Linked DNA regions of Homo sapiens: region 2 is linked to region 1. Evidence: chromatin loops called from intact Hi-C (ENCODE). Cell type or tissue: PC-9. All regions are shown on one strand. Each heading gives the region's core, and the rest is flanking DNA. Links, peaks and the distances in the headings are about the cores only. Region 1 overlaps THSD4 (thrombospondin type 1 domain containing 4). Region 2 overlaps MYO9A (myosin IXA).

Evidence for each region. Peaks named below come from ENCODE experiments on the same cell type or tissue, not always from the same donor. Only the 100,000 strongest peaks of a DNase experiment are listed, where the experiment ranks them.
Region 2: a loop joins it to region 1, with 19 times the contacts of the local background. A loop is called at or near these places in 1 of 110 quality-filtered maps.

What each region holds. Positions count from the first base shown.
Region 1 is chr15:71,744,611-71,749,990 of GRCh38, reverse strand. THSD4 (thrombospondin type 1 domain containing 4) reads right to left here. Exons shown (of 18, transcript NM_024817.3): 12 at 4,756-4,885; 13 at 2,949-3,153; 14 at 1,397-1,570. Among named protein-coding and RNA genes, the nearest start is that of THSD4-AS2, 56 kb to the right of the region's middle. In PC-9, for the core only: no CTCF peak of the experiment used is centred there; a DNase peak (open chromatin) is centred at 2,240; H3K27ac peaks cover 2,177 bases.
Region 2 is chr15:71,973,151-71,978,530 of GRCh38, reverse strand. MYO9A (myosin IXA) reads left to right here. Exons shown (of 42, transcript NM_006901.4): 12 at 239-360. It also overlaps a transcript of MYO9A-AS1 not described here. Among named protein-coding and RNA genes, the nearest start is that of MYO9A-AS1, 18 kb to the left of the region's middle. In PC-9, for the core only: no CTCF peak of the experiment used is centred there; a DNase peak (open chromatin) is centred at 2,810; H3K4me3 peaks cover 2,142 bases; H3K27ac peaks cover 3,639 bases.

The sequences.
Region 1 (5,380 bases), core at 168-5,167:
TCGGGAGGCCGAGGTGGCAGATCACTTGAGCCCAGGAGTTTGAGACCAGCTTGGGCAACATGGTGAAACCACAAACAAATACAAAAAATTAGCCGGGGTGGTGGCGCGCACCTATAGTCCCACCTACGTTGGCGGGAGGGGGGCAGGGGGTGCTGAGGCAGGAGGATTGCTTGATCCCAGCAGGTCGAGGCTGCAGTGAGCTGAGATTGCACCACTGCACTCCAGCCCGGGCAATAGAATGAGACCCGGTCTCAAAATAAATAAATAAATAAATAAATAAATAAATAAATAAAAATTTAAAAATATAAAAATATTAAAAAAAAGAAAGAAAATAAATGTAGAATCCCTGGCTCCTCCCCACACCTGCTGCCTCAGACCTACACTTTAATGCGGTTCACAGGTAACGTGTACGCACGGGATTCTAGCAAGGGAAGTGGGGCAGAACTAGTGTATCCGAGAGGTAGGCCGCTAACCAAGGTCAGAGATAGCCAATCATGTCCTCATCCCAGGTAAACTCCCTAGATCTCCTAGAGAATCCAGAATCTGGACTTGGTGCCTCTCACAGCTGTGCAGCTGCCCTGGGCAAACCCTCTGACTGGCCATCCCATGCCCGCCAATGCGCCGATCCCACCAGGAAAGGAAGCACAATTCCTTATCTCCTTCCTCTTTTCTTCTCCCTGTCCCAAGGTATGTTCTACAATTTGTTTAGTGTCTTTTCTCAAACTTCATTTTTGATTGTGGTAGAATACACATAGCATGAAATTGACCATCGTAACCACTTTTAAGCCCACACCTCCAGGGCATTAGGTGCATTCATGCTGTTGTGTAACCAACATCACTCCATCTGCAGAAACCCCTTTTCATATAAATCCTCCTTTTGCCTTTGATGGATGAATTTAATATATGACTGTTTTCCCTTATATCCAGGTAACTGGTGGGCTAATGGTTGACTATATATGCCTTTGAGTTATTCTTTGACACCTGAGACTTCCCATGGGAGGCCAGGCTACTGGGGAGGGAACGGGGTGTGGGATGTTTTGAGTTGGCAAAAAGCAGTAGAGGGGCCTGCCATTGCTGAGTGTCTATGAGACACCAGGCACTTACAAGACATATGAACGATGGGATGTAATGATTCACTTCACCTAGTATTATGGAGTGACCACATGGAGTGCTAAGGAGAATTCAATCAAGTTTTGCATACACCCTCCTCACCTTTGGAGACCCTCAGTCCTCACATAAGGATAGAAAGCCTACGATAATTCCTCTCTGGGCCTTTTTTTTCCCCCCAGAGCCAGAAATCAGTCTTGGGATTCTGAGCTAGTGACTCATCTTTGTGTGGTTTTGGAGGCACCTGGCAGACCTCGGTCCCCGGCGCTCTGCCCGCCATCACACTCACCCTTTCGCTCCACTCGGTGAGGAACCAGCTCTTGGCACAGGGTCCCATGTCGCAGTTCTCAATGTCATTCGGCCGGAGCTTCATGTTGCATTCCTCATCGTCAACCACATCCCCAATGTTGCTCACACACTTCACATCACGGGTCCTCTGTCCCACGCCGCAGGGCACCGAGCACTGAAACACAGCACACTGACGTCAGGGGAACCAGCAGCTTCAGCTCTGGGAGAGAATTGCCAGTATGGAGCCCGCAGCCTTTGTGATCAGCCCCATGAGACTGAGGCTCTGTCATGCATGTCACCAGCTGGGGCAGGGATCTGAGCCCTAGAAAACTCCACAACCCTTTTCTACAAGACCTTCTTAGATGCCTCGCCTACTGTAAACTAAAAATAAAATCCTAAGCCTCCCAGCTGACTGAATGGGCCTCCTCTTGGCCAAGGAGACCCCCAGAGAAACCTTAAAAATGGATTTCCTGGCCATGACAGGATGGAAGGTTGGACACACCCTGTCATACCACCTCCGTTTTGCAGTCTAGACACAACCGACCAGCACTGATGTTAAGGGAGAAATCATAAGACTGACAGAATGGACTCTCTGTGGCAATAAGATACCAAATTATAAACAGGACCCAACGCCATGGCAGGCAAGGGGTTAAGTCATGCACCTCTGCCCTTGAAGAATAAACTATGTTCTAAGTTGCCTGGGAAGAAGGTCTTAGGATTCATGGCTTACATCCTGTTTAGAGTAAAGAATATTATTGTCAGTTCCTCAAATCTTATTGTGAATTCTTCAAACTGTTGACATACTGATTAATACGTAACCTGTGGACATTGAAGAGGACACTGGTTTGTTTGGTTTGTTTCTGAGTCATAAAGTTTTGCTGATTTATTTCTGACTCATGAAGTTTTATTGACTGTCTTGCACTTAAAACATTTTAGCCTGTATGTCGTCATCTGTAGCCAGTGATTGCAACCTCTGTGCTGTACCCTCCAATGAAAAAGACAACTCCGATTCAAGGGGTCCCCGTCTCCTCTCCTAAACTTTCTTCTAAAAGCCTTTCAACTTGTAACAGACTTTGGAACATGTCCAACGTTGTTCGTGTGTCTTCTTGGGCTGATCCTTACATTGGCTTCCAATAAATCTTTTATCAAATTATTTCTGCCTTAACAGCCTTAATTTTGACTGACACTACTCTATTCTTCCAGGCCTCAGTCTTTTCAGCTATAAAATGGGTAGGGAAAATTGGAAGGAGTTGGCTCTACCAGCAGTTGCCAACCTTCACTTCACCATGACTCACAAAGCAGATGAGGCCAGTATCAGAGGGCTCCCCCTGGGCTCACTCATAAAGTTGGCTGTGGGTGGCACACACTACCCTGAACTCTATTGAACTATTGGTACATCCTGTGGTTTGCAAAAACAGCCGTCCAGACCCCCACGGGACGGGTTCCCTCCTGTGGAACTCAGGGTTACCCATCTCAGGTCTTGGTGGGGGAGGCTGGAAAGTGTGGTGGGAGCTGGAGAGGGAGCTGCAGAGCGGGCTGCCCTGCCTGCGTACCGAGGTCCAGTCGGTCCGGATCTGCCACTCGCTGCAGATCTTGAGTTGGCAGGTGCTGGTGGTCTCAGGTTTCTCCAGGTGCTGGCAGCGGTAGGGCTGCACCGTCAGGCTGCGGTTGGCGTACACCTGGCGGCACAGAACCTGGCGGTGCTGCATGCCCAGGCCACAGGTCTTGCTGCACTCAGACCACTCCCCGATGTCCCAGCTGGTTCAGGAATGAGAGAGCGAGAGTGAGAGACAACCTTCAGTCAACAGGAAGTCAGCGTGAGCCCGCAGCAGCGTACACAGAATCATCAGAATCACTATGGGTAGAGTTTCTTACTAGAGCATTGCTTGAAAGTCAGCCTAGGCTGGGCACAGTGGCGCACGCCTGTAATCCCAGCACTTTGGGAAGCTGAGGTGGGAGGATGGCTTGAGCCCAGGAGTTCGAGACCAGCCTGGGCAACATGGCAAAACCCCGTCTCTACAAAAAATACCAAAGTTAGCTGGGTGTGGTGGTGTGTGCCTGTAGTCCCAGCTACTCGGGAGGCTGAGGTCAGGGGATGGCTTGAGCCTGGGAGATTGAGGCTGCAGTGAGCCATGATTGTGCCACTGCACTCCAGCCTGGGCAATGGAGTAGGACCCTGTCTCAAAAAAAGAAAAGAAAAAGAAAAAGAAAAAGTCTGCCTAAGGGTCATCTGACTCTGTAAAGGCAGATAAATTTGCCTGACACTTGACATGCTATTTACCAGTGATTAGGGCCCAGATTCTATGAAAAGTTATAGAAAACTGAAAACGTACAAATGATTTTTATCTAATTAAAAAAAAAACCTCCAAAGGTTAGTTTTATTACACTGTAGATCATTAACTCATTTTTGCTACTAACTTAGGAATCTTATTCTAGCATTATTTTTCATTAACAATTCCCGTATCAGTTTTGCAAACCCTCCTCTGTCATCTGCTCTGTTATTAGTTAAATGAGACATCAGCCCATGCTCACCATATACTTGGATGAGAATTATATTTTTATTACTCTGCAAATTAGGTTTTGACCCTTTTAGGGCCCTTTCCCCTTGTTCTTCTTCAAGTGTCCCATTTATCATTCAATAACCAGTTCAAGGCCAGGCGCAGTGGCTCACGCCCGTAATCCCAGCACTTTGGGAGGCTGAGGTGGGCAGACCATTAGTGCTCAGGAGTTCAAGACCAGCCTGGCCAACATGGCAAAACCCTGTCCCTACAAAAAATACAAAAATTAGCCAGGCGTGGTAATGTGCACCTGTAGTCCCAGCTACTCGGGAGGCTGATGCAGGAGAATTGCTTGAATCCAGGAGGCGGAGTTTGCTGAGATCGTGCCACTGCAATCTGGCCTGGGCAACAGAGCTAGACTCTGCCATAAAAACAAAAACAAAACCAAAAAACCGAAACAGTTCAAGACCTCTCCCGAGACACTTTTCTTGGCCTCTCCAGGCTGATGTTTTTGTGACTTGCATTATCCTCTCTCTGTGAACAGCTCACCTACGACACCAACTACACTGGCTTCTCGTTTTTTGCTTCCTCCTTTGTTTTCCTTACCAGGCTCAAACCTAATTGCTCCAGCTTTGTCAAGGGTGGGCTTCCCAGAAGTGGGTTGACTTGCTAAAGGCTATCAGCTCCTGAGTTCATCCTGAAAGACAGGTGTGCCTGCTAAACAGACTGCATTTTATGCATGGTCCAAGTCTTGTATTTCTAACTCAGATTTAGACTGACTTATATCTGTTCCTAAGGTCCTGTGCATAAGTGACCTGAAGTGACCCGGTAATAGGCGACCTAAATGGAGGGGCCTTCTTACAAGGCTGGGCAAGGGAAGATGTTGCAGGGCTCCTCCTCGGGGGTCGGCTTCATGCTGGAGTCACAGTAACTCTCAGGAGCCTCTTCATGAGTGCTTCTGTGCACACAGCGGAAAATAGGGTACTGCGATCCTGCAACAACAGGAGAATGTCTGAAGGACAGTCCCACACACTGGAAAGCTGGGCTATGGGTGGAGATGCACAGAGATTCGGGTGCTGATGAAGAGAGGGCACAGAAACAGTGAGGACAATTCACACATGCATGCACACTTACGCTCCCCCTTCATTTGAGGGTTTACACACACCTACCTCACAGGTCTTTGCTAGGAACTGTGGGGGTGCAAAGAAGAGCCTGCCCTAAAAGGAATCAATAATCTATTTGTGGACACGGTCTAAATATGCTCAAAGGCAGATACAAAGCATCTTCATTATAGTTCAAGATAACAAAAGAGAGATTCCCTAGGCAGGGGAATGATTATAGAAGGAACACAAATAGTAACTTTTCTAAAGTTCTCTGGAAGCGTCAAAGAGAAAGTGTCCTAAATGGGCCAAGCTTCGTTCTAGAGAAAGAATTGGGTTTGGGTAGATATGTGCATGTATATTTTGGAGGGAGGAGGCTGTCTAGGT
Region 2 (5,380 bases), core at 230-5,229, 230 kb before region 1:
TTAGAATGAACTTAGAACTGGCATTCTAACAAAAAAAATTTGTGGCATGTCTTTTTAAGAGAAAACAAATACGTTGTATTAAGATTTGTACAACTGAAATTATACATTCTTTCATTGTGTGGATTGGTGATTTTTAAAATCTTAGAATTTTAAGCAGGGTAAAAGCTTTTCAATCTATATTATATACCTATTTTCTGCAAGATGAATAAATTGTTATTTTATTTTTTGGTTTTTCTAGGAGGAATATAGAACTGAAGGTATCAGCTGGCACAACATAGATTACATTGATAATACCTGCTGCATAAATCTTATTAGCAAAAAACCAACAGGACTGCTTCATCTTTTGGATGAAGAAAGCAAGTGAGTGTGATTCTTTTCAATTTTGTTATTGGCTGTTTTGGCTTTTTATCTCCTTTTAAGTTTAAACTTTTTTCTTACATTACCAAATAAAGAGCCAAATTTTTTTTGTACAATTTATTTTTTTATTTATTTTTGAGACGGAGTCTTGATCTGTCACCCAGGCTGGAGTGCATTGGCCCCATCTCGGCTCATTGCAACCTCCACCTCCTGGGTTCACGCCATTCTCCTGCCTTAGCCTCCAAAGTAGCTGGGACTACAGGTGCCCGCCACCATGCCTGGCTAATTTTTTGTATTTTTAGTACAGACGGGGTTTCACCGTGTTAGCCAGGATGGTCTCGATCGCCTGACCTCATGATCCACCTGCCTTGGCCTCCCAAAGTGCTGGGATTACAGGCGTGAGCCACCGCGTGTGGCCACAATTTTTTTTTATATCTGTGTGTTTCTAGGTAATTAGGATGGGCTTCATTACTTGAATTCATTTTTTTCTTAAGTTCTTCTAGATTTATTCAATACACCTTGATGTCAAACTTGTTGACTTTTTTTTTTGGTTACATGTTTCTTTCTTTGTAAATTGAGCTTCATGTATGAGATGTGTTTGTAGTTTTCATGTTTAGCAGAAAAGAATATCGTGATAGGCCAAACGTGGTGGCTTATGTCTGTAATCTCAACACTTTGGGATGCCAAGGCGGGAGGAGCACTTGAGGCCAGGAGTTCGAGACCAGCCTGGCCAACATGGTGAAATCTTGTCTGTGCTGAAAATATGAAAATTAGCTGGGCATAGTAGTGCAGGCCTGTAATCCCAGCTACTTAGGAGGCTGAGGCATGAGAACCGCTTGAACCCAGGAGGCAGAGGTTGCAGTGAGCCGAGATGGCGCCAATGCACTATAGTCCAGCCTGGGCGACAGAGCAAGACTTTGTCTCCAAAAAAACAAAACAGAAAAAAGAATGTTATGGTAAATTAGTAATGTCTGCCATGATCGTGCAGTGTAAGTGGCAACATCTGCCAGTTATTTACTATTCCTTGATAACACTGTTCAATATAACTGAGTTAAATATATGCTTCAGAAATAATGCTTTATGTAGCATTCTTCAGAGTATTCTCAACAATGTATAAAATACAGTTGATTATCCTAAGAGATGGCAAATCTAGATTTGGAGAAACTGAGATGAGGTGGTTGTGAGGTTTTTATGACTGTTTAGTAAAAAATTTAGAAATTGAATTTATTTACCTGATTTCTAGTTTAATATTCATTAGACAAGATAGAAAGTATTGAGGATTTACTATTAGAGGTAAGATGATTGTGTAAGGTGGTAGAATAAAAAGCTAACAGAAAGAAGACTGCTAACAGTTTAGTGTCACTCTGACCTACTCTATCACTAGTCAACTTCCATTAATCTAAAGAAATTAAAATGCTGTTAACACAAGTAAAAAGTACCTTAATTTTCTGTCCAGAGTTTTGTAAAAGTTTCTTGCATTACTCTATATGCCCCAACATAATTATTGTCTCTCATAAAATTGTAAGGTTTGTAATTCACTGTTTGTATACCCTACCTCTGGTATATGTTTATTTGGGAAGGCTTTATAGGTGATTTTGATATTCCGTGTTGAGAACCGTTGTGGTTGATAATGGAATGATTAGCATTTCTTTTTGTTTGGGGAATTTTATAGTAACAAAAGAAAGTTTAAGAAACAATCCAAGAAAAAAGATTATATAGGTAGGAAATGGAGGACCTGAGAGTCAAACCTGTCAAGTATTTCTGACTAATAAGCTTGTGCTTTGAAGTATTATATTGCTTCCCTGTAATATTTAGGTGTTAGAGTCAGAAGTCCAGGACTTGTATCCCATTTCTATAACTACTGTTACAGAAAAACTCTCAAACTGTGTTTTTCCTTTACTCTAACACCACAGTAATCAACACAGAAGACTTCTGTGACCAAATGTGTGGGGTTTTTTCCCCACTAATAAGCAGTGGACACCAGCTGGGTATCCTCTATTCAGATTTGACACTGTCTACCTGGAGGTAGTATCAGATCCCACAGATCGAGGGCTCAGTCCCCAAAACTGCACCTCACCCCACCTTCAGACCCCCGCCTGTAATCCATGCCTCCAGAACTTCTGACCAACCAGGTTCTCCTTGAGTTCAATTAATTTGCCCGAGCAGCTTGCAGAACTCAGGGAAAACGAAACAATGAGGAGCTGCGTAGGACGAGGTGTGGGGGAAGGAGCACAGAGCCTCCATGTCCTCCCTGGGTGTACCACCCTCCAGGAACTCCCACATGTTCAGCTATTCAGAATCTCTCTGAATGCTCTTTTTTGGGGTTTTTATGGAGGCTTCATTACATAGGCATTACTGACAACTGTGTAGAAATGTGATTGGACAAAAAGAGTATGATCTCATACTAATAGACTGAGTGAGAAACCCAGTAAGGCCTGTTTGTCTAGATTCTTCTTGGCCTCTCTGTGCAGCATTCTTTCCTTCAGAGTATGGGGCAGGACCCTTTCTGGAATGAGGATCTTTTGATTCACAATCAGATTAGAGACCTGCCTTGGGCAGGTAAAAGGAAGACAGGAGGTTAGAGAGAAAGATTCTGTTTCCTGAGGCTTGCTCCTGTGACCTGCTCCTGAGACCTAAAGCACTCCTGTGACCTGCTCCTGAGACCTAAAGCACCCCAACATTATAACAAAAGACTACACCAAGGGCTGTGGTAGTTAATAAGTCAGGAACCATGGACGAAAACCTACACACACACACACACACACACACACACACACACACACGATAAAATCACGTCATAGGCCAAAGGGCTGTGGTAGTTAATAAGTCAGGAACCATGGACGAAAACCTACACACACACACACACACACGATAAAATCATGTCATAGGCCACGCCCTGGCTTTCAAACATGGATCCTTTACATCATCAAAAGAATATACAACTCAAACATACTGCTACATTACTAGAATCCCATTCAGTCATTAGTAATTAGTCCAGTTCATTATCATGTTGTATGAATATGTCTCCCAGGGAGAGACCACTCAAGTTTGCAGGCTTCCTTTCAGTCTTGTCAGATTCCAGAAGCAGGAGCAGTCTCCGCAAACATACAACTTTTACCTTTTGAGCATCTCTTATAACTGAGTTAAAGACAGTGTCATCTCTTGCTCTGAGCTTCTTTAAATGTGTTAATGTAATGTTGGATTTCCCTCAATGAATAACCCATTTATTCCTGTCTTTACCCTCAGCTGCTATTCCTCCTCTCCAGTAGTTCCCAAACTTTTCCTCCTTTGGAAGGCACATTAAGAATTGCCACTGTGCTGGTTTAGATTGCAGACAACAACTCTAGTCTAGCAAGTACCTCCTCCTCAGTCCACTCCCCTTTAGATAGGGTAAATTACATGGGTGCAGAACTAGTGAGCTGTTTTTATGGCCAGGAAAAGTAGTAGTTGCATTCACTCTTAGCCCCAATTTTGCTAGATAGAGTGAAGGTACAACCCACCCCCATTATGCCCTTAGGAATTTTGACTTAAGGTTTAAAAATGTAGTTACAGTTTCTTGCTTAGAAATCATCCCTGCTTCCAGCACTTGCAGTTGCAGCCCTTGTCCTAGGACCACTGCATCTGGTAGCGGAGAGAAAAAAAGTTTTTTCTTTTTGAGGTCATCTGGGGAAGAAAAAAATTATAGTTGTTATACCAGTGTACTCCTCCCTTGGGAAGAATTGGATAGTCATACCAGCACCTTCCCCAACCGCCTCTTTCCCAGATGAACCAGAAAAACAAGAAAAATCTAAGGGGATGCTCCTTTAGTCCCACTCATGTTGAATGTGAGCACACACTCGTGAAAGCATGCAAGCCAGCCCTTCATTCTTTTATCTTCCTGTGTTTTAGACAACCAGTGTTTTAATTGCCCATCCTACTCCTTCATCAAACTGTTACTCTGAGGAGGATTTTTTTTTCCTCTTTGTTGGACATGGTAGGCTGTACAATGTGTTTCTCGTTCTGAAAAGATGATGATTGTCCAAATCCATGCGATATTTTCTGTTTTTTGGTTTTTGTTTGTTTGTTTGTTTTTTAAATGGCACTCTGAGCATTTGCATCTTCCACTGGGTAAGGAAAGCTCACTTCAGAGTCGGTGACTATTCCTGTCAAGACCCATTCATTTGTAGCCCCCCAGGGCTACCAGCATCAGTCTCACTTACCTTCTACATTCAGGGTCTTCCCACTAAGGAAACTGCCACATAGCCATTGGAAGTCTCAGACTCTCTTGCTGACAAAAAGAACAGTTCTTATTGGCATTTTGTGCTTGAGAGAAGGTGTAAGAGGAATGTCTAGATTTAGCGCTTCTCAGCACTGCTGTAGTACCCCCATATCTGCTCATTTCATGGACCTATGTAGAAGGGACCCCCTTAACTACAGCATTTACTGTAACCTCGTAAGTAGATAACAGACACATTCATTGGGCGAATATCCTTATCATCATAAAGCTAGTCTTACGTAGCTTGCATATGAAGCATATCAGCTGCTTCATCTGGGTTGTTCTGCTTGGCATTTCTAGGGAAAGTTGGGCAATCCCCCTTTCCAGAGTAAAAAGATCATACAGTGGCTTTTATCCAGTCCACTATGCTGGCTGTTGCCTTGGGAATAACGTCCTGTGTGTCTCAATCATGTATAGATGTCTGAGATTGCTTAGTAGTGAGCCCTGTGTCCTACATCAACCCAAACATGTTTTCCACGGTAGCATTTAAACCAAAGCTACTGCCCCTAATGTAGTTACTCTCATAATCCATTTTAGTAAAGGTTCTTTAGGAAGCTAATGATACCAATCTACAAAATGGAACTATTCCTTCACACTATGCAAATTAATTGAACTCAAGGAGAAGCTGGTTGGTCAGAAGTTCTGGAGGCATGAATTATTGGCTGGTGTCTGAAGGTGGGGTGGGGTGCAGTTACTTCGTTTTGCCCTTTTTCCACATTGACTACCTTCTTGGTAACCACATGTCTCAGAGGTACTTTGTTGCCCCTG